Linked DNA regions of Homo sapiens: region 1 is linked to region 2. A link is a loop called in an ENCODE intact Hi-C map of the cell type or tissue named here. Cell type or tissue: B cell. All regions are shown on one strand. Each heading gives the region's core, and the rest is flanking DNA. Links, peaks and the distances in the headings are about the cores only. Region 1 overlaps LINC01754 (long intergenic non-protein coding RNA 1754). Region 2 has its middle 15 kb from the start of NCOA3.

Region 1 (11,656 bases), core at 2,523-7,522, 94 kb after region 2:
TTATTTTTTGAGACGAACTTTCGTTGTTGTTGCCCAGGCTGGAGTGCAATGGCATGATCTCGGCTCACTGCAACCTCCACCTCCCAGATTCAAGCGATTCTCCTGTCTCAGCTTCCCGAGTAGCAGGGATTACAGGCATGCACCTGGGATACAGGCCACCGCGCCTGGCTAATTTTGTATTTTCAGTAGAGACGGGGTTTCACCATGTTGGCCAGGCTGGTCTCAAACTCCTGATCTCAGGTGATCCACCCGTCTTGGTCTCCCAAAGTGCTGGGATTACAGGCGTGAGCCACCATGCCCAGCCATTCTTCTTCCTATTTTAGAAGCTGGAAAGCTTCACATTTGTTCTCCCAGGTTCCTTTGCAACTGCAGTTGCCAACTCTGCTGTTGGATTTCCAAGAAATGTTTGCTTTCCAGATAAAAGGGAGAGACACAACTGGCTCCAGCCCTTTTCCTGCCTCTTCCTGCTTTGAATACTCACATGATACCTGGAGCTGCAGCAGCCATCTTGTTTACCAAGAAGAAAAGCCAAGATGATCACAGAATAGCCAGCACTGGTATTGTTCCGCCAGCGACAGCAGATACTTACCTCCAGATTTTTGGGGAAAAAAAATGTAAGCCACTCTTTTTTTCCTTTCTTCTGTTTTGTTTGTTTGTTTGTTTTGTTTTGTTTTTGTTTTTATGAGACAAAAGTGAATCACAGGTCAGAGATGCAAAGGTTGCTGGCCTGTCATACATGCCCTGTGTTGGGCTGGAATGCAGTGGTGTGAACGTGGCTCACTGTAGCCTTGACCTCCTGGGCTCCAGTGATCCTTCCCACTCAGCCTCTCGATTAGCTGAGACCACAGGCATGCACCACCACACCCAGCTAATTTATTTTTTGTAGAGTGTGGTCTTGCCATGTTGCCCAGGCTCTTCTCAAACTCCTGGGCTCAAGCAGTTCTCCTGCCTCGGCTTCCCAAAGTGCTGGGATTACAGGCATGAGCCACTGTGCCTGGCCATGTAAGCCATTCTAAATCATGGTTTCTGCTATTTAAAGCCCAAAGCCCAAAAAGTTCCTGATTCATTTCTTATGCTACTTAGGTGCAACACTAATATGCCATAATTATAATTATACTTATGATTTCTTTTAGCTTGGGAATTCAAAAGTCCGTTCCTCAAGTGAAATCTTGTTTTTTTTTTTGAAACAGGATCTCCCTCTGCCACTCAGGCTGAGGGCAGTGGTGAGATCACAGCTCACCGAAGCCTCCACTTCCCAGGCTCAAGTGATCCTCCCACCTCAGCCTCCCGAGTAACTGGGAGTACAGGTGCGTGCCATCACACCCTGCTAATTTTTCATATTTTGTAGAGACAGCGTTTTGCTATGTTGCCCAGGCTAGTCTCGAGCTCCTGGGCTCAAGGGATCCTCTTGCCTCAGCCTCCCAAGTGCTGCGATTCCATGTGTGAGCCACCTCGCCAGGCCCGAAGTGAAATATTATTAAGCTCCTAGAGAGTTGGCACCCCCAGGATTTCTTTTTTAATGAATTGGAAATTCAAAGTTGAAAAATAGATAAAAAACAAATCTACAGGCGCGGTGGCTCACACCTGTAATCCCAGCACTTTGGGAGGCCAAGGCGGGTAGATCATCTGAGATCAGGAGTTCAAGACCAGCCTGACCAACATGGTGAAGCCTCGTCTCTACTAAAAAGACAAAAAATTAGCCGGGTGTGGTGGTGCACGCCTGTAATCCCAGCTACAGGGAGGCTGAGACAGGAGAATTGCTTGAACCCGGCAGGTGGAGGTTGCAGTGAGCCGAGATTGCGCCATTTCACCCCAGCCTGGGCGACAGAGTGAGACTCCATCTCCAAAAAAACCAACCAACCAAACAAATCAGTCCGGGTGTGGTGGCTCACACCTGTAATCCCAGCACTTTGGGAGGCTGAGGCGGGCGGATCACCTGAGGTCGGGAGTTTGAGACCAGCCTGACCAACATGGAGAAACCCCGTCTCTACTAAAAATACAAAATTAGCCAGGTGTGGTGGCACATGCCTGTAATCCCAGCTACTCGGGAGGCTTAGGCAGGAGAATCACTTGAACCCGGGAGACAGAGATTGCGGTAAGCCGAGATCGTGCCATTGCACTCCAGCCTGGGCAACAAGAGGAAAACTCCATCTCAAAAACAAAAACTAATCACAGCAGCCTGGGCAACATGGTGAAACCTTGCCTCTACAAAAAATACAAGAATTAGCCAGGTGTAGTGGCAGGCACCTGTAGTCCCACCTACTTGGGAGGCTGAGGTTGAAGGATTGCTTGAGCCTGGGAGGTTGAGGCTGCAGTGAGCCATGATCATGCCACAAACTCCAGCCTGGGTGACAAAATGAGACTGTATCTCAATACAAAAGCAAATCACAGAGGCCAGGCACAGTGGCTCACACCTGTAATCCCAGAACTTTGGGAGGCCGAGGCAGGCGGATCACCTGAGGTCAGGAGTTCAAGACCAGCCTGGCCAACATGGTGAAACCCCGCCTCTACTAAAAATAAAAAAATTAGCTGGGCGTGATGGCAGGTGCCTGTAATCCCAGCTACTCAGGACGCTGAGGCAGGAGAATCACTTGAACCCAGGAGGCAGAGGTTGCAGTGAGCCAAGATCTCGCCATTGCACTCCAGCCTAAGTGACAAGAGCAAAACTCCATCTCAAAAAAAAAGCAAATCACAGGTAAGAGATGCAAAGGACACAGGCCTGTCACACATGTCCTGTGTTGTGCTTGAACTCTGGTAATTTTATTTACATTTATTTATTTATTTATTTATTTTGAGATAGAGTCTTACTGTGTTGCCTAGGCTGGAGTGCAGTGGTATGATCTCGGCTCACTGCAATCTCCACCTCCTGGGTTCAAGCAATTCTCATGACTTAGCCTCCCGAGGAGCAGGAACTAGGTGTGTGCCACCACACCCGGCTAATTTTTGTATTTTTAGTAGAGATGGGGTTTTGCCATGTTGGTCAGGCTGGTCTCGAACTCCTGACCTCAAGTGATCCTCCTGCCTCGGCCACCCAAAGTGCTGGGATTACAGGTGTGAGCCACTGCACCTGGACTGAACACTGGTAATTTTAAAATGAAATACATTTATTACTTTTTACAAATACTCAAGTAAAAGACCAAAAAAATTCAAATTTAATTTTAATTTAAATCATTGTAAGATGTATGGGATTAATATCCACACTCAGGATTTCTCAGTACTCACTTTTCATAAAAATCAGCTCAAAATAAAACATACCTAGAAAATTGCAGAATAGAGGGTCCTGTGGTGCCTATCTAGTCTCTATTCCTCTAGGGGGAATGTAGTGGGGTCTTAAGATACCCTCTTGGCTGGGTGCAGTGGTTCACGTCTGTAATCCCAGCACTTTGGGAGGCCGAGACAGCCAGGTTACTTGAAGTCAGGAGTTCAAGATCAGCCTGGCCAACACATTGAAACCTTGTCTCTACTAAAAACACAAAAATTAGCCAGGCGTGGTGGCGTGTGCCTGTAGTTCCAGCTACTCGAGAGGCTGAGGCAGGAGAATCACTTGAACCTGGCAGGTGGAAGTTGCAGTGAGCTGAAATCATGCCATTGCACTCCAGCCTGGGTGACAACAGCAAAACTCCACCTCAAAAAAAAAAGATACCCTTTTAGAGCCAGGCGTGGTGGCTCACACCTGTAATCCTAACACTTTAGGGAGGCCGAGGCAGGCAGATCACCTAAGGTCAGGAGTTCGAGACCAGCCTGGCCAACATGATGAAACCTTATCTCTACTAAAAATACAAGAATAAGCCAGGTGTGATGGCCGGCGCCTGTCGTGATCTGATTATCTGAAAGCAAAAGGAACAAAACTGGAGTGCAATGAGTGAATGAGCTCACATGTGTCTTGTTTAGCCTTAGAATTCATATTTAGCAAAATAAGTAAGCCTGTGCTCCTCACCTGAACTCCTGGATAACTCACTGTGGATATTTACACATCACTGGGTAGCTGTCTGTCATGTCTCATTTATTCCCACACATGGGCTCATTCATTCATTCAACAAACATTTGCAGACAGCCCCTTCTCTGCTGTGCTGCCCTTTGCTTTCATGCAGTGTATCTTCATACTTTCTCTAATAAGTCTGCCTTTCTTTACCAAAAAAAGAAAAAACAAACATTTGTCCTATGACCTACTGTATGCCTAGCACCAGGATGGGTGGGGTTAGTCTGACTTCTTTTGAGTGACCTAAGCCCAACTCAAATTGGCTTGTGTAAAAAAGAATTTGGCTGGGTATGGTGGCTCACGCCTGTGATCCAGCACTTTGGGAGGCCGAGGCAGGTGGATCACTTGAGGCCAGGAGTGTGAGACCAGCCTGGCCAACGTGGCGAAACCCCGTCTCTACTGAAAATAAAAAAATTATCTGGACATGGTGGTACACACCTGTAATCCCAGCTACTTGGGAGGCTGAGGTAGGAGAATCACTTGAACCTGGGAGGCAGAAGTTGCAGTGAGCTGAGATTGTACCACTGCACTCCAGTGTAAACGACAGAATGAGACTCTGTCTCAATAAATAAATAAGGAATTTATTGGCTTATGTAACTCTATGAAACTTATGTAACTTATAAAAGCTCTAGTGCAAGTCGCCTTCAGGCATGGTTGGTTCTCACAGTATGAGAATTACCCTCACTCTTCATCTCTCAGCTATACTTTCTTCTGTGGAGGCCTGCTTCACCCTCAGGTAGCTTCTACCCTGAGATCATAGCAGTCTTGGCCTCTACCCACTCTAGCTTAACCACCCACAGAGAAAGGGAAAGCCCTTTTCCCAACAGTTCCAGTGAGAGTCCTGACCTGGCTCTAATTTGATTCAGTTTGAGTCACATGCCTTCACTGGATTGATTGGGAGGTGCTAGATGGTTGTTGGCCAGTGTGTCATCACCTGGTCACACCAGTAAGTAAGAGATTCAGTCCCATCTGAATCACGTGGATTGAGAATGACGGAAAAGGTAGTTTCCCAAAAGAATGCTAGGGCACAGTGACCAAAAAAAGAAGAATGGATGCTGGCCATGCAAAAAACAACAGATGTCCAACTATAGACATGACAAAAATGAATAAAATACCTTTTATGGGACTATAGAACCCCCACATGCACCTGGCAGGAGTGTGGGCTGGCAGCTGCTATGTGGGAGAGCAACCTGGCAGTGTTTTGCACCCACATAGCCTATGCCCCGGCATCTCCTTCCTGGGGAGAAGAGGCAGTGATGTGTGTGGAGGCGGCCATATGGGGGCCATTGCTAGGAGAGTACTTTGGTAAAATGTGGTGAATGCACAGAAGATGGGGAAGCCGAAGAAATGGACTAGATATTTACAGAGACCCGTGTTGAGATCTTCAAAACAGAGTGAAAACAAAAACCAAAGAACTCTGTAACAGGAGGCTATTTGTGTAAATGTAAAACGCATGTCATGGTGAGTAATCAAGATAGCGTTGCCCTTGGGGGATGTGACTAAAAGGAAGCACAGAGCTGCCCAATTAAATAATACATTTCCCAGCTTTCTTTGCAACTAGGCGTGGCCACATGACAAGGTTCTGGCCAATGGGATGGGAACAGAAGTAATGCAGGCAACTTCCTGGACCAAGACCATAAATGGAAAAGAGAGTGCCCTCCCTCTCTCTTCCTTTCTTTCCTGCAGGAGCTGGAGTGACTCTCTTGGTCCCTAAGGTGGAAGCCATGTGTTGAGGACACTGAGCAACAAGATAGGAGGAGCCTGGGGCCCAGCCAGAGAACAGGAAGCCACCCAAATAGCTCTCAACCCCTTATAGATGGACTACTAAATGGGAAATAAAGTAGACTGTTCTCTCTTGATCTTTGTACAGAATCTATGTGCTAACTAATATAGTGCTCACTGGGAGGCTGAGACAGGAGGATAGCTTGAGCCCAGCTTGAGCCCAGGAGTTCGACACCAGCCTGGGCAACATAGCAAGACCTCGTCTCTACTTAAAAAAAAAAAAAAATTAGCGGGGCATGGTGGCACGTGCCTATAGTCCCAGCTACTCGGGAGGCTGAGGCAGGAGGATGGCTTGAGCTCAAGAGCCAGAGGTTGTAGTGAGCTAATATCACACCACTGTATTCCAATCTAGGTGACAGAGACCCTGTCTCAACAAAATAAAACAAAAAAACCATAGTGCTCAATAGGTTGATATTATCATGACTTTCTCCTCAGTTGTCATTATGATGATGATTATTTTATTGACCTAAAGCATTATGTACAGTTCAGCAAAGTCTTGTGGTGCCTTAACAAACAATGGAGGCAGTAACCCTTAGAGTTCTTGAGTTGCAGGTGTAGGAAACCACTGCTGACTCAAGTAAAAATATTGGTAGAATATGGTGTAGCTTATTGACTCAAAAGAAAGGCTGGAGGCCTTGTGTGGTGGCTCATCCCTGTAATCCCAGCACTTTGGGAAGCCAAGATGGGCGGATCACCTGAGGTCAGGAGTTTGAGACCAGCCTGGCCAATATGGCGAAACGCTGTCTCTACTAAAAATACAAAAATTAGCTGGGCGTGGTGGTGCACGCCTGTAATCCCAGCTACTAGGGAGGCTGAGGCAGGAGGATTGCTTAAACCTGGGAGGCAGAGGTTGCAATGAGCCGAGATCACACCATTGCATTCCAGCCTGGGCGACAGAGTGAGACTCCGTCTCAAAAAAAAAAAAGGCTGAAACTAGGCTTCTGGAAGGCTAGGATCTGAGGCAAGTCCTGGAATCCAGGTGACAGGAACTCATCAGCATTGGAGTAAAAGAGATATTCAAAACAGAGTGAAGAGTAAGTATAAATAACAGGAGGCTGGCTGGGCGTGGTGGCTCACGCCTGTAATCCCAGCACTTTGGGAGGCCGAGGCGGGTGGATCATGAGGTCTGGAGATCGAGACCATCCTGGCTAACATGGAGAAACCCCATCTCTACTAAAAATGAAAAAAAGAAATTAGCCGGGCGTGGTGGTGGGCGCCTGTAGTCCCATCTACTCGGGAGGCTGAGGCAGGAGAATGGCTTGAACCTGAGAGGCGGAGCTTGCAGTGAGCCAAGATCGCGCCACTGCACTCCAGCCTGGGCAACAGAGCGAGACTCGTCTCAAAAAAAAAACAGGAGGCGGCCGGGCGCGGTGGCTCACGCCTGTAATCCCAGCACTTTGGGAGGCCGAGGCGGGTGGATCATGAGGTCAGGAGATCGAGACCATCCTGGCTAACAAGGTGAAACCCCGTCTCTACTAAAAATACAAAAAATTAGCCGGGCGCGGTGGCGGGTGCCTGTAGTCCCAGCTACTCGGGAGGCTGAGGCAGGAGAATGGCGTGAACCCGGGAAGCGGAGCTTGCAGTGAGCCGAGATTGCGCCACTGCAGTCCGCAGTCCGGCCTGGGCGACAGAGCGAGACTCCGTCTCAAAAAAAAAAAAAAAAAAAAAAAAAAAAACCGGAGGCTATTTGTGTAAATGTAAATCGCATGTCACGGTGAGTAATCAAGATAGTGCTGCCCTTGGGGGATGTGACTAAAAGGAAGCACAGAGCTGCCCAATTAAGTATTACATTTCCCAGCTTTCTTTGCAGCTAGGCGTGGCCACATGACAAGGCCACATGTGGATGTGGGGCAGAGTGGACAGGGAGGTTGTGTTTGCACAAAAGCATCTACCTGTGATGTTTAAGTTGAGATGGATGAAAAGAAACTGGCCATGTGCAGATACTGGAAGAGAGAATCCCACGCAATATGCCATTGGAAAGGAATCTTAGTTTGAGAAATTCAAGAGGTGCCAGTGGTGGGGGTGGTGTGGGCGTGGCAGGGGATAGACTCTTGGAGAACAAAATGATGAAGAAGGCAGAGAATGTATGAGATGAAATCAGAGGCCAGGAAAAGATCATGGAGGAACTTGGAGGCCACTGAAGAGAGTCTGGGGCCAGGCACAGTGACTCATACCTGTAATCCCAACTCTTTGGGAGGCTGAGGCCAGAGGATTGCTTGAGCTCAGGAGTTCAGGACCAGCCTGGGCAACACAGGGAGACCCCCATCTCTACAAACAAATATAAAAATTAAAAAATTGGCCAGGCGCAGTGGCTCACACCTGTAATCCCAGCACTTTGGGAGGCCAAGGCAGATAGATCATGAGGTTGGGAGTTCAAGACCAGCCTGGTCAACATGGTGAAACCCCGTCTCTACTAAAAATACAAAAATTAGCCAGGCATGGTGGCAGACACCTGTAATCCTGACTACTCTGGAGGCTGAGGCAGAGAATTGCTTGAACCCAGGAAGCAGAGGTTGCAGTGAGCTGAGATCATGCCACTGCACTCCAGCTGGGTGACAGAGCGAGACTCCGTCTCAAAAAATAATAATAATAATAATAATTTTTTTTAAATTAAAAAATTAGGCCAGGTGCAGTGGCTCATGCCTGTAATCCCAGCACTTTGGGAGGCCGAGGTGGGTGGATCACCTGGGGTCAGAAGTTCGAGACTAGCCTGGCCAACATGGTGAAACCCTGTCCCTACTAAAAATATAAAAATTAGCCAGACATGGTAGCATGCACCTGTAATCCCAGCTACTTGGGAGGCTGAGGCAGGAGAATTGCTTAAACCCGGGAGGTGGAGGTTGCAGTGAGCTGAGATGTTGGCATTGCACTCCAGCCTGGGTGACAAGCAAGACACTCCATCTCAAAAAAAAAAAAAAAGAAACTCAGGCGTGGTGGGGGACACCTGTGGTCCCAGCTACTTGGGAGGCTGATGCAGGAGGATCCAGGCTGCAGTGAGCTGTGATCACACCACTGCACTTCAGCCTGAGTGACAGAGCAAGACCCTATTTCAAAAAAAAAATTTGGTTTTTATTCTTTTTTTTTTTTTTTTTTTGAGACAGAGTCTTGCTCTGTCGCCCAGGCTGGAGTGCAGTGGCGTGATCTCAGCTCACTGCAAGCTCTGCCTCCCGGGTTCACGTCATTCTCCTGCCTCAGCCTCCCGAGTAGCTGTGACTACAGGCACCCGCCACCATGCCCGGTTAATTTTTTTGTATTTTTAGTAGAGATGGGGTTTCACCGTGTTAACCAGGATGGTCTCGATCTCCTGACCTCGTGATCCGCCCATCTCGGCCTCCCAAAGTGCTGGGACCACAGGCGTGAGCCACTGCACCTGGCCAATTTGGTTTTTATTCTGGTTGTCCTGGATAAAAATGTTGAATTTTAAGTAGAAGACTGGCGTGACTTGATTTACTTTTTCAGATCTGCCTGACTGCTGAGTGGAAAAGTGATTCATGGGCCACGGGTGGAGACAGAGAGACTAAAAGATGGGAGCAGTAGAGATGGGGGTGAGGGTGGGAGCCCTCAATGCTTGCTAATGGCCTGGAAGCCAAGTGAGAGGAAAAAGAGAACAAGGACCACTCCTTACTCTCATCCTTATGAAGCCGTATGGAAGGGGCAGAGGGTGGGACAAGAGCCAGTCAAGAGTTCTGTTCTGGACAATTGATGGCTGAGAACGCCAGCCAGTCTGTAGATTTGGATGTGTGCAGGAGACAGGAGATATGAATAGGGAAGTCATCAGCATGGAGATGCTATTTAAAATCTTGGCACTGAACCAGATTATCTAGAAACAAGGCAAGACCCAGGCCCCAAATCCTGGGACGATACAAGGTGTCAACATGCACTTAAATCTTTTTTTTTTTTTTTTCGAGACGGAGTCTTGCCCTGTCACCCAGGCTAGAGTGCAGTGGTGCGATCTTGGCTCACTACAACCTCCACCTCTCAGGTTCAAGCAATTCTCCTGCCTGGGATTACAGGGGCCTGCCCACCATGCCCCACTAATTTTTGTATTTTCAATAGAGATGGGGTTTCACCATGTTGGCCAGGCTGGTCTCGAACTCCTGACCTCAAGTTATCCGCCCGCCTCAGCCTCCCAAAGTGCTGGGATTACAGGCGTGAGCCACCGTGCCCGGCAAATCTTACTGTCTTATCTAGCTAGACACCTCTGGGGATGTCATTCCACAGAGGGTCCCATTTCTCTGCTCCTTTGTTTAGTAAAATTTCTCGAAGGCATGTTTATCGCTACCATCTCCCCTTTCTCTCCTGTTCCTGTTCTCTCCTCAATGGACTCTATCAGGCTGAAATAAGTATTTCAGGTTTTTCTTTTCTTTTCTTTTCTTTTTTTTTGAGACAGTGTCTGGCTTTTTTTTTTTTTTTTTTTTTTTTTTTTTGAGTCTCGCTCTGTCACCCAGGCTGGAGTGCAGTGGCATGATCTCGGTTCACTGCAAGCTCCGCCTCCCAGGTTCACGCCATTCTCTTGCCTCAGCCTCCCGAGTAGCTGAGACTACAGGCACCTGCCACCACACCCGGCTAATTTTTTGTATTTTTAGTAGAGACGGGGCTTCACTGTGTTAGCCAGGATGGTCTTGATCTCCTGACCTCGTGATTTGCTCACCTCGGCCTCCCAAAGTTCTGGGATTAGGTGTGAGGGTCTGGCTCTTTCTCTTAGGCCAGAATGCAGTGGTGCTATCACGGCTCTCTGCAGCCTCCACCTTCCAGACTCAAGCGATCCTCCCGCCTCAGCCTCCCTAGTAGCTGGGACTACAGGCATGTGTTACCACACTGGGCTAATTTTTTTAATTTTTAGTAGAGATGGAGGGTCTCACTCTGTTTCCTAGGCTGGTCTTGAATTCCTGGGCTCAAGTGACCTTCCTGTCTCGGCATCCCAAAGTGCTGGGATTTCAGGCATGAGCCACCGTGCCTGGCCTATTTAGATTTTTTTTTTTGAGACTGAGTTTCGCTCTTGTTGCCCAGGCTGGAGTGCAATGGTGCGGTCTCGGTTCACTGCAACCTCTGCCTCCCAGGTTCAACCGATTTTCCTGTCTCAGCCTCCTCAGTAGCTCTGGGATTGCAGGCGTGCACCACCACACCTGACTAATTTTTGTATTTTTAGTAGAGACAGGGTTTCACCATGTTGGCCAAGCTGGTCTTGAACTTCTGACCTCAGGAGATCCCCCTGCCTTGGCCTCCCAAAGTGCTGGGATTACAGGCATGAGCCAGCACACCCGGCCCAGATTTTGCCTGGTTTCAGTCAGCCAAGACCACACTTCTGCACTCCAGCCTGGGCGACAGAGCAAGACTGTCTCAAAAAAAAAAAAACACTGCGTTTATTTCAGGCCAGACATGGGGGCTCACACCTGTAATCCTAGCACTTTGGGAGGCCCAGACAGGAGGATTGCTTGAGCTGGGGAGTTCAAGACCAGCCTGGGCAACATAGCAAGACCCTGTCTCTATAAACAAAAAATAAAACAAAATAAGTTGATTTAATAAAAACTGTCGAATTAATAACAGGGTAAGTGGTTCTTGGATATGAAGAGATACATCCCACTCCATCATCAACAGTCTAGTCTAGGCCAGGCGTGGTGGCTCACACTTGTAATCCTAGCACTTTGGGAGACTGAGGTGGGAGGACTGGCTGAGGTCTGGAGTACAAGACCAGCCCAGGCAACATAGCAAGACCCCATCTCTACAAAAAAAATTTTTTTAACAACTCAAGCTGGGCGCAGTGGTTCATGCCTGTAATCTTAGCACTTTGGGAGGCCAAGATAGGAGGATCCCTTGAGCCCAGGAGGTCGACACCAGCCTGGGCAACATAGAGAGACCCCATCTCTCTCTTTTTTGGGGGTGAGGGGGACGGAG
Region 2 (11,656 bases), core at 3,723-8,722:
CTTTTCCTTTCTAGACTTACATATTAAACATATTTGCCTTGGAAGAAAAAATCATTTGCTATCAAATGCTTTAAAAGTACCCACTGTAAGAGGGCTAAAATAAAAATAAGGACTATGCTCATGTTGGCAGCACATACACTAAAACTGAAACAATACAGAGAAGATTAGTGTGGTCCCTGCACAAGGATGACATGCAAATTCTGTGAAGCATTCCAGTTTTGGGGTTTTTTTTGGTTTTTGTTTGTTTGTTTGTTTGTTTTTGAGACAGAGTTTCGCTCTTGTTGCCCAGGCTGGAGTGCAATGGCACAATCTCGGCTCACTGCAACCTCTGCCTCCCGGGTTCGAGCCATTCTCCTGCCTCAGCCTCCCAAGTAGCTGGGATTACAGGTGCCCACCACCAGGCCCAGCTAATTTTTTGTATTTTTAATGGAGATGGGATTTCGCCGTGTTGGCCAGGCTGGTCTTGAAATCCTGACCTCAGGTTATCCGCCTGCCTCAGCCTCCCAAAGTGCTGGGATTACAGGCGTGAGCCACCGTGCCTGACCCCAGTTTTTTGTTTTGTTTTGTTTTGTTTTTTAAGTGTTAACCACAATGTAGAGAAATTGAACCATTTGTACACTGTTGGTGGGACTGTAAAATGGTACTCCATTTCGCAAAATTGGTGGGCAGTTCTCCAAAGTGTTAAACAAAGAATTGCCATATGACCCATCAATTATACCCCTAAGTATATACCCAAGTGAATTGAAAACATATGTCCATGCAAAATCTTGTACAGTAACATCCTTAACAGGTTTGCCATGTAATTGATTGATAATAGCCACAGGGTTTTAACTTTTATGTTTTTAAAGCTAGAATCTTAACTTACCTTATACATTCACCCCTGGCATAGAACTGTTTGCATGCCCCAACATCTCTACTCCTTCCATGTTCCTACTCTGTAAGTACTAAATCACTGGAAGAGGGTTTATCCTCTCAAATAAGCTTACTGCCATCACTTTAAAACTCATTTTCTTTTTTTTTTTTTTTTTGACAGTTTTGCTCTTGTCGCGCAGGGTGGCGTGCCATGGCATGGTCTTGGCTCACTGCAACCTCTGTCTCCCAGGTTCAAGCAATTCTCCTGCCTCAGCCTCCTAAGCAGCTGGAATTACAGGCACCCACCACCATGTCCGGCTAATTTTTGTATTTTTAGTAGAGACGGGGTTCCACCATGTTATCTAGGCTGGTCTTGAACTCCTGATCTCAGGTGATCTGCCCGCCTCAGCCTCCCTAGGTGCTGAGATCACAGGCATGAGCCACCACACCTGGTCCCCAAATTCATTTTTTAAAAAAGGAAGTGTTTTACTCCAGGGCTGGAGTCAGCCAACCTTTATATGATGGGATACCAAGAGTCAGCCAAACTATATATGTTGGAATATCATGTAGTCAATGAAACATTATGAAGCTGTTTAACACTCAGCAGTTAAAAAAGATCTCCCAGATACTTCACTTTTAAAAAAAGTTGTGGATACATTGTAGGTGTATATATCAATGGAGTACATAGGATGTTTTGTTACAGTTTTGCAATGTGAAATAAGCACATCACAGAGAATGGGGTTCAGACACTTTTAAGTTAAAAAAAAAAGGTAAAGCAGTATGTATAATAGGCCTTTTTTTGTGTTACAAATATGTATATATATAGGCCAGACGTGGTGGCTCACGCCTGTAATCCCAGCACTTTGGGAGGCCAAGGTGGGCGGATCACCTGAGGCCAGGAGTTCGAGACCAGCCTGACCAATATGATGAAACCCCATCTTTACTAAAAAAATACAAAAATTAGCCGGCCATCTTAAAAAAAAAAAAAAAACCTACAAAAATTAGCCGGGCATGGCGGCGTGCACCTGTAATCCCAGCCACTCTGGAGGCTAAGGCAGGAAAATTGCTTAAACCCAGGAGGCAGATGTTGCAGTGAGCTGAGATCGCACCATTGCACTCCAGCCTGGGCAACAAGAGTGAAACTCCATCTCAAAAAAAGAGAAAGAAATACAAGTGTCAATACTGAATCACAATGTGAAATATGTTTGTTGCTGTTCTGCGATTCAGCCAAAGGCTTGAAGACACTGAGCTAGGAGGATGAATTTTTGGCCCCCACATTCTTTTTCATGACCTCAAACATATGGGCCAGGCTTGGTATATAGATCTGAGATCCCAATTCCTCTTAAGGGTAAAGTCAAGAGAGAAGTACTGCCAGTGGAAAGGCCATGGCTTCTGAGGTGGCCTTTTTGAGGAACTGACTTAACCCTTGCCTTTTTCTAGAGACAGATAAATGTGAGGTGTTGCCATTCTTCAGCAAATATTTTCCCAGCTTGGCTTAGGAGCTATTCTTACATTTTCTCTTTTTTTTTTTTTTTTTTTTGAGACGGAGTTTTGCTCTTGTTGTCCAGGCTGGAGTGCAATGACATGATCTCGGCTCACCACAACCTCTGCCTCCCGGGTTCAAGCGATTCTCCCGCCTCAGCCTCCCGAGTAACTGGGATTACAGGCGTCCACCACCACGCCTGGCTAATTTTGTATTTTTAGTAGAGACAGGGTTTCTCCATGTTGGTCAGGCTGGGCTCGAACTCCCGATCTCAGGTGATCCACCCGCCTCAGCCTCCCAAAGTGCTGGGATTACAGGAGTGAACCACCACTCCGGGCCCATTTTCTTTTTCTTTTTCTTTTTTTTTTTTTGAGACAGAGTCTTGCTCTGTCACCTAGGTTGGAGTGCAGTGTTACGAGATCTCAGCTCACCGTAACCTCCATCTCCCAGGTTAAGTGATTCTCATGCCTCAGCCTCCCGAGTAGCTGGGATTAAAGGCGTGTGCCAGCATACATGGCTAATTTTTGTTTCACCATGTTTGCCAGGCTGGTATGGAACTCCTGACCTCAGGTGATCTGCCTGCCTCAGCCTCCCAAAATGCTGGGATTACAAGCATGAGCCACTGTACCCAGACAATATTTTCTTTCCTTTCCTCCTCTCTTCCTCTTTCCTTTCTTTTTTCCTCCTTCCTTTTATTTTATTTTATTTTTTTTTTTTTTGAGACAGAGTCTCGCTCTGTCACCCAGGCTGGAGTACAATGGTGCAATCTTGGCTCACTACAACCTCCACCTCCTGGGCTCAAGCGATTCTCCTGCCTCAGCCTCCCGAGTAACTGGGATTACAGGCACATGCCACCACACCCAGCTAATTTTTGTATTTTTAGTAGAGACGGGGTTTCACCATGTTGCCCAGGCTGGTCTTGAACTCCTGACCTCAGGTGATCCACCCGCCTCGGCCTCCCAAAGTACTGGGATTACAGGCGTGAGCCACCGCACCCTGCCCTTATTTTTTATTTTATTAGAGACAAGGTCTCGCTCTGTCACCCACGCTGGAGTACAGTGGTACAGTCATAGCTCACCGCAGCTCAAACTATTCCACTGCTTCTCAGGCTCCTGAGTAGCTGAGACTACAGGCGCATACCACCACACCCAGCTAATTTTTAAAATTTTTTTGTAGAGACAAGGTCTCACTATGTTGCTCAGGCTGGTCTTGAACTCTTGGCCTCAAGTGATCCTTCCGCCTTGGCCTCCCAAACTGCTGCTTGCACTTTGATTACAGGCGTCAGCCACTGCGCCCAGCCTCTTCATTTATTTTTAACTTCTACAAAGGAAATGCGATGTAAGTCCCTCAGCCACCCACTTCCTCTTCCAGAGGAGCCACCATTGCCAATTTCTTAGGTATTATTTAAGAGATGCATTTACAAATAAACACACACACACACACACACGTATTTATATATATTCTTTTTTTTTTTTTTCTGAGATGGAGTCTCCCTCTGTCACGCAGGCTGGAGTGCAGTGGCGTGATCTCTGCTCACTGTAACCTCCACCTCCCGGGTTCAAGCAATTCTCCTGACTCAACCTCCCAAGTAGCTGGGATTACAGGCGTGCACCACCACGCCCAGCTAATTTTTTTAATTTTCAGTAGAGCCGGGGTTTCACCATGTTGGCCAGGCTGGTCTTGAACTCCTAACCTCAAGTGATCCGCCTGCCTTGGCCTCCCAAAGTGTTGGGATTACAGGCGTGAGCCACCGCATCTGGTCTATATATATATACATTTTTGTAACACAAAATAAGGCCTATTATACACACTGCTTTATCTCTTTTTTTTTTTTTAACTTAAAGTATCTGGACCCCATTCTCCATGATGTGCTTATTTCACATTGCATGCCTGTAACAAGACATCCTGTATACCCCATTGATATATACACCTACAATGTATCCACAACTTCTTTTAAAAGTAAAGTATCTGGGAGATCTTTTTTAACTGTTGAATGTTAAGCAGCTTCATAATGTTTCACTGGCTACATGGTATCCCATCATATAGAGTTTCGGGGGCATTTAAAGGTTGGCTGACTCCAGCCCTGGAATAAAACACTTCCTTTTTTAAAAAATGAATTCGGGGACCAGGTGCGGTGGCTCACACCTGTAATCCCAGAACTTAGGGAGGCCGAGGCGGGCGGATCACCTGAGGTCAAGAGTTCGAGACCAGCCTGGCCAACATGGTGGAACCCCGTATCTACTAAAAATATAAAAATTAGCCAGGCGTGGTGGCGGGTGCCTGTAATTCCAGCTGCTTAGGAGGCTGAGGCAGGAGAATTGCTTGAACCCAGGAGGCAGAGGTTGCAGTGAGCCAAGACCGTGCCATTGCACTCCAGCCTGGGCAACAAGAACAGTGAAACTCCGTCTCAAAAAAAAAAAAAAAAAAGTAAAGAAAAGAAATAGTGTTTTAAAGTGATGACAGTAAGCTTATTTGAGAGGACAAACCCTCTATCAATGATTTAGTACTTACAGAGTAGGAACATGGAAGGAGTAGCCATGTTGGGGCATGCAAACAGTATCTATGCCAGAGGTGAATGTATAAGGCAAGTTAAGATTCTAGCTTTAAAAAAAATAAAAATTTGCCAGGCGTGGTGGCTTACGCCTGTAATCCCAGCACTTTGTGAGGCCGAGGTGGGCGGATCACCTGAGGTCAGGAGTTCAAGACCAGCCTGACCAACATGGAGAAAACCCGTCTCTACTAAAAATACAAAATTAGCCAGGGTGGTGGTGCATGCCTGTAATCCCAGCTACTCGGGAGGCTGAGGCAGGAGAATCACTTGAACCTGGGAGGCAGAGGTTGCAGTGAGCCGAGATCGCGCCATTGCACACCAGCCTGGGCAAAAAGAGCAAAACTCCATCTCAAAAAAAAAAATATTTTAAACCTTCTGGCTATTATCAATCAACTACATTGCAAACCTGTTAAGGATGTTACTGTACATGTCAGTCATGATGTCTGCCCCACTTACCCACAGACCCTTCTAAAGACAGAGCAGAAGTCACCTTCTTTGGTACCATGTGACTGGCAACTTCTGCTCACACCACAGCTGATTGTGTCAGACATGGGCATCAGCCCCAGGGGCAGCCAATGCATGGGCAGGGCAAGTGATTTATGAGATAGCTGGACCCAGAATATCTGGCCCAACAGGAACCAGGTTGACCTGTGAGATTGCCACCTGGGATGCATTTAAATTAGAAACTCCAGAGTAAATCAACTTGTTAAGAAAAGGATTTGAAGCTGAAGGTATAAAAGATATATGAGACAGGAGGGAGTAGGGTGGGAAATGAAAGAACAGAAACTGAATATTCAGAGCTAGGGGGTAGAGAAAAGAAACTAAAAAAAGCGCAAAGGTGGTCAGTTTCCAGCAATACAGCAGATTAGATAGCCTGAAACACTCAACCCCACCCGCAAAAACATCTGGAAATTCTGAGTAAAAGATAACAAGTACTCTTTTAAATGAATCACAGGGTTCACAGGAAAGAAAGGGAAATCCCCCATGTCAAAAAACAAAAATGGAACTGAAACCCAACCGGTAGTGTGAACTGATAGATACTATGCCAGAGGAGGAGGTGTCACGGGTCTCAGAAAGCAAAGACCTCCTAATGCAATGCAAATACAAGGGCAGGAAATCAGGCCTTGGGGCTCATGTAATCCAAAATTACAATATAGAAATCATCCTCCTGGAGCTAGGAGTCAACCCAGCAAGCAAAGGCGTACTTTCAGATAATAGCATGTTTGCACAAAAACCATCGAAAGATGAGCTAATAATTATTAAAGACACAAAAGAAGGTACCAAAATATGCAAACAGAATAATATCATAAAAAACAAAAAAAAACAAAAAACAAGCAGGTTTGATAAAGAACCTGGCTCAGGCCTGTAATCCCAGCACTTTGGGAGGCCGAGGTGGGCAGATCACGAGGTCAGGAGATCAAGACCATCCTGGTTAACACGGTGAAACCCCCGTCTCCACTAAAAATACAAAAAAATTAGCTGGGCATGGTAGCAGGCACCTGTAGTTCCAGCTACTCGGGAGGCTGAGGCAGGAGAATGGCGTGAACCCCAGAAGCGGAGCTTGCAGTGAGCCGAGATCGCGCCACGGCACTCCAGCCAAGGGACAGAGCGAGACTCCATCTCAAAATAAATGAATAAATACATAAATAAAATAAAAACTAATTTCTGGCCGGGCACGGTGGCTCACGCCTGTAATCCTAGCACTTTGGGAGGCCGAGGCAGGTGGATTGCCTGAGCTCAGGAGTTCGAGACCAGCCTGGGCAACAACGGTGAAACCCCGTCTCTACTAAAATACAAAAAATTAGCCAGGCGTGGCAGCATGCGCCTGTAGTCCCAGCTACTCAGGAGGCTGAGGCAGGAGAATTGCTTGAACCCGGGAAGCAGAGGTTACAGTGAGCCGAGATCACACCACTGCACTCCAGCCTGGGCAACAGAGTGAGACTCCGTCTCTAAAAAAAAAAAACTAATTTCTTTCTCTTTTTTTCTTATTTATTATTACTTTTTTTTTTCTAGAGACATGGTCTTACTCTGTAGCCTAGTCTGGAGTGCAGTGGTGCAATCATAGTTCACTGCAACCTCAAATTCTTGGGTTCAAGGGACCCTCCAGCCTCAGCCTCTTGAGTAGCTGGGACTATAGGCATGTGTCACCATGCCTGGCTCAGGACTCATTTATTGAATGACACTGTATACCAGACCTGTCCCAAGCACATGCCAATGCAGTTCCTATTATGAAAGCTTACAGTCCAGACTTGACAAATTCCCAAATGACTACCCTGGAAAATTTCAACCCCCATACTGGGCCTCAGTTTCTACGTTTGTGAAATGAGCAATTTAAACTCAATGTTTCCCCTAGTGTAGATGAGATTATTTTTGGTAAAATATTCGGGCACCATTAAAAAGCACTGTGGAAAGGAATCTCTCTTTCATTTTTTTTTTAAGTAGAGATGGGGGGGTCTCACGATGTTGCCCAGGCTGGTCTCAAACTCCTGGCCTCAAGTGATCCTCCCATCCCAGCCTCCCAAAGTGCTGGGATTAGAGCCGTGAGCTACCACACCCAGCCAGTCACCCCTTTTCCTTTCTTTCTTTTCTCTTCTTTCTTTCTTTCTTTTTCTTTCTGTCTTTCTCTCTCTCTCTCTCTCTCTTTCTTTCTTTCTTCTTTCTTTTTTTTTCGAGATGGAGTTTGGCTCCCATTGCCCAGGCTGGAGTGCAATGGTGCAATCTTGGCTCACTGCAACCTCTGCCTCCTGGGTTCAAGCGACACTCCTGCCTCAGCCTCCCGAGTAGCTGGGATTACAGGCACCACCACCACCCCTGGCTAATTTTTTTGTATTTTTAGTAGAGATGGGGTTTCACCATGTTGGCCAGGCTGGTCTCGAACTCCTGACCTCAGGTGATCCACCCATCTCAGCCTCCCAAAGTGCTGGGATTACAGGCTTGAGCCACCACGCCCGGCCTCAGTCACCCCTTTTTCAATCCTCTTCTAATTCTACCTCTAGTAGGAAGTCTCAGTGTGGTACAATCTCCTTTTCTGTTTTTGATTTTTTTGAGTCAGGGTCTTACTCTCTTGCCCAGGCTGGAGTGCAGTGGCACAATCGTGGCTCACTGCAGCCTCGACCTCCTAGGTTCAAGTGATCTTCCCACCTCAGCCTCCCAAGTAGCTGAGACCCCAGGCAGGTGCCATTATGCCCTGCTAATTTTTTTTTTTTTTTTGTAGAGACAAGGGTCTCCCTATGTTGCCCAGGCTCATCTCAAACTCCTGACCTCAAAATATTCTCCCACCTCAGCCTCCCAAAGTGCTGGGATTACAGGCATGAGCCACCACCCCCAGCCCAATCTCCTTTATGACAAAGGACAAGCAGATCTGGACCCTAAAGCCTGTACAGGCAACAGTCTCTAGCCAGCATGTAATCACATTGTGTTGTTTCACTGTCTTTATTTTTACTTCTAGCTCCCATTTATGGCAAGAGGTATAGGTTTTCTGCTTATGTATTGACATAAGGTTTCCTTTTGAAATAATATTTATATAGCTAAAAATAAGTGAACCGATGCAAGAAAAATGTTAAGTAAATAATATAGATGGTACAGATATAAAAATGCTAAATAATATAGACGATATGGCAAAAATCATAAAGATAGAACAGGAACAACTCCAGTTAGGCAAACACAGATCTATTTCACTCGGCCCATTTTGCAGGCATGAAACCTAAGGCCCAGAGCAGGTAATAGAATCTCGCTGACTCCGACATAGCAAGGAAATTGCAGAGGATGGCTGATTCAGAATTCATTAGACAGTCATGAACTTCAGGAGGTTCCAAGCCAGCAAGCAGGTCTGCCGGTCAGGTATGCAGATCCTGAATCCACAAGTGATTGTATTGCACCTTCCTTTCCACTTCGTCCCTGCTGGACAAGATTCATTCATTCAACAAATATTTATGCTCCCTGCTGCAGTACATATACTAAAATTGGAATAACACAAAGATTAGCATGGCCCCTGTGCAAGGATGACATGCAAATTCATGAAGTGTTTCATATTAAAAAAAAAAACAAAACAAAAAAAACAGTCCAGGCACAGTGGCTCATCCCTATAATCCCAGCAATTTGGGAGGCCAAGGCAGAAGGATCATTTGAGCCCAGAAGTTCGAGACCAGCCTGGGCAACATGGTGAAACCGCATTTCTACAAAAAATGCAAAAATTAGCTGGGAGGCCGGGTGCAGTGGCTCATGCCTGTAATCCCAGCACTTTGGGAGGCTGCGGCAGGCAGATCACCTGAGGTCAGGAGTTCGAGACCAGCCTGGCCAACATGGTGAAACCCCATCTCTACTAAAAGTACAAAAATTAGCTGGTCATGGTGGTGCGTGCCTGTAGTCCCAGTTACTCTTGAGGCTGAGGCACGAGAATCGCTTGAACCCAAGAGGTAGAGGTTGCAGTGAGCTGAGATCGCGCCACTGCACTCCAGCCTGAGAGACAGAGCAACAGACTCGGTCTCAAAAAAAAAAATTAGCTGGGTATGGTGGCACATGCCTGTAGTCCTGGCTACTTGGGAGGCTGAGGCCGGAGGAGCACTTCAGCCCAGGAGTTCCAGGCTGCAGTGAGCCATGATAGCACCACTGCACTCCAGCCTGGGAGACAGAACAAGATCCTATCTTAAAAAAAAAAAATACATATATATATATATATATATATATATATATATATATATATATGTATGTATACAAAAATTAGCCAGACTTGGTGGCGGGTGCCTATAATCCCAGCTACTGGGGAGGCTGAGGCAGGAGAATCACTTGAACCAGGGGACGGAGGTTGCAGTGAGCCGAGATTGCGCCACTGCACTCCAGGTTGAGCGACAGAGCGAGACTCTGTCTCAGAAAAAACAAAAACCAAAAAATCCCAGAGAAATATTTGTTGACATCCTGCCGTTTACCAGGCACTGTGCTAATTCTTAGGCATGTAATGGTGAGACACAAACAGCAACAGTCTCTCTTCTCAGGACTTTGTAATCCAGCGGGGACGGGGACAAAACATCAGTTAACACATACACAAAAGCAAGATAATTACAGATTGTAATCAGTGCTACAAAAAAAAAAAAAAAAAAAACAGCTTGTGACAGGCACAGAATAACCACAGAACTACTTATTTAACTAGTTAGTCTTGATGGTATTTATTTGTTAATTTACTTTGACCAGGTATAATGTGGTTCAAAATCCAAAAGGTACAAAAGATTTCTGGTAAAAATCTTTCTTCCACTCTTCCCTAGACACCCAGCATCTTTCCCTAGAGACAACAAGAGTTAACTGTTTCTTGTGTATGCTTTCAGAAGTAGTTGAATCATGTACAAGCAAAGGGCTATATATCTCCTGAATGGTAACATAGAGGCCAGGTGCAGTGGCTTATGCTTGTAATCCCAGTATTTGGGAGGCTGAGGTGGGAGTCATTGGAAGCTAGAAGTTTGAGACTGGCCTGGACAACATAGCAAGACCTTGTCTCTACAAAATTTTTAGGCCAGGTGCAGTGGCTCACGCCTGTAAACCCAGCAATTTGGGATGCTGAGGCAGGTGGATTACCTGAAGTCAGGAGTTCAAGACCAGTCTGGCCAATATGGCGAGACCCCATCTCTACTAAAAATACAAAAATTAGCTGGTGTGGTGGCACGTGCCTGTAATCCCAGCTACTTGGGAGGCTGAGGCATGAGAATCGCTTGAACCCGGGAGGCAGAGGTTGCAGTGAGCCAAGATTGCACCACTGCACTCCAGCCTGGGCGACAGAGAGAGACTCTGTTTCAAAAAAATAGAAATAAAAATGAAAAATAAAAATAGAAAAATTAGCCAGGCATGATAGTGCATGCCTGTAATCCCAGCTACTTGGGAAGCTGAGGCAGGAGAATCGCTAGAACCCAGGAGGCAGAGGTTGCGGTGAGCTGAGATCACGCCACTGCTCTCCAGCCTGGGCAACAGAGTAAGACTCCATCTCAAATAAATAAATAAATAAAAAGGTAACATGTATGCAATACGTACTTCCCACCTTACTTTTTCACCTACCAGCACATCTTAGACATTTCTTCACTTTCTTTAGGTAAGTAGATAGAAAAGGTAGCCTTTTGTCAAGCACAGAATTCAGGCTGGGAGTGGGGTACAATCCAGACAATTACAAGTACCAAGAGTTTGATATGTGCAGAAAGAGGAAGACGCCAGTAAACCTGAGCGTGATAAACAAGGCTCAAGAAGCAACGAGAATGCCAGACAGACAGGCAGGGTCTGGGCATGCAGGTTCTTGTCAGTCATAAAAGAAGTTTGCCGTTTATTCTAATTGCAGTAGCCACTGGATGTGTTTTTAACAGAGTGATATGATCTGACTTGCATTTTCCAACGATAACCCCTGTGACTGTGTGGGGAGTTGGGTCAAGACTGGGAGAGGATACCAGATGAGAAGTGGCTGCGGTATTCTAGGCGAGAGGGGATATGAGCTTGGGCTAAGACGATGTAGGAGAAAGGATGGGGGTTCAGGGTATATGTTGAAGCTAGACAAGAAAAACTTCAAAACAGATTAGATGTGGACAGCAAGAGAAAGTAGAGAATTGAACCCCTGGGAAGTGGACATTTTTAGGTTTTGTGGGTGACTTCATGTCTATAACTTGCTTTATGATACTTCAATATAATCAGTTTGTTTGTTTTTGTTTTTTGAGACAGTCTCGTCTCACTGTGTCACCCAGGCTGGAGTACAGTGGTGGGATAATGGCTCACTGCAGCCTCGATCTCTCTGGCTCAATCTA

The links. Peaks named below come from ENCODE experiments on the same cell type or tissue, not always from the same donor. Only the 100,000 strongest peaks of a DNase experiment are listed, where the experiment ranks them.
Region 1: it touches region 2 in a loop (3-fold over the local background); 5 of 110 quality-filtered maps call a loop at or near these places.

Annotation. Positions count from the first base shown.
Region 1 is chr20:47,386,107-47,397,762 of GRCh38, reverse strand. LINC01754 (long intergenic non-protein coding RNA 1754) reads left to right here. Exons shown (of 3, transcript NR_146496.1): 2 at 418-614. Among named protein-coding and RNA genes, the nearest start is that of LINC01754, 20 kb to the left of the region's middle. RefSeq lists enhancers at 4,946-4,995, 5,256-5,445, 5,616-5,745. In B cell, for the core only: no CTCF peak of the experiment used is centred there; DNase peaks (open chromatin) are centred at 4,862 and 5,392; H3K27ac peaks cover 2,041 bases.
Region 2 is chr20:47,481,544-47,493,199 of GRCh38, reverse strand. It overlaps the pseudogene RNU6-497P and the pseudogene RNU6-563P. Among named protein-coding and RNA genes, the nearest start is that of NCOA3, 15 kb to the left of the region's middle. RefSeq lists silencers at 5,226-5,285, 5,306-5,355 and enhancers at 5,566-5,615, 5,646-5,975, 6,576-6,645. In B cell, for the core only: no CTCF peak of the experiment used is centred there; DNase peaks (open chromatin) are centred at 4,269, 4,869, 5,419 and 5,869; H3K4me3 peaks cover 1,348 bases; H3K27ac peaks cover 3,860 bases.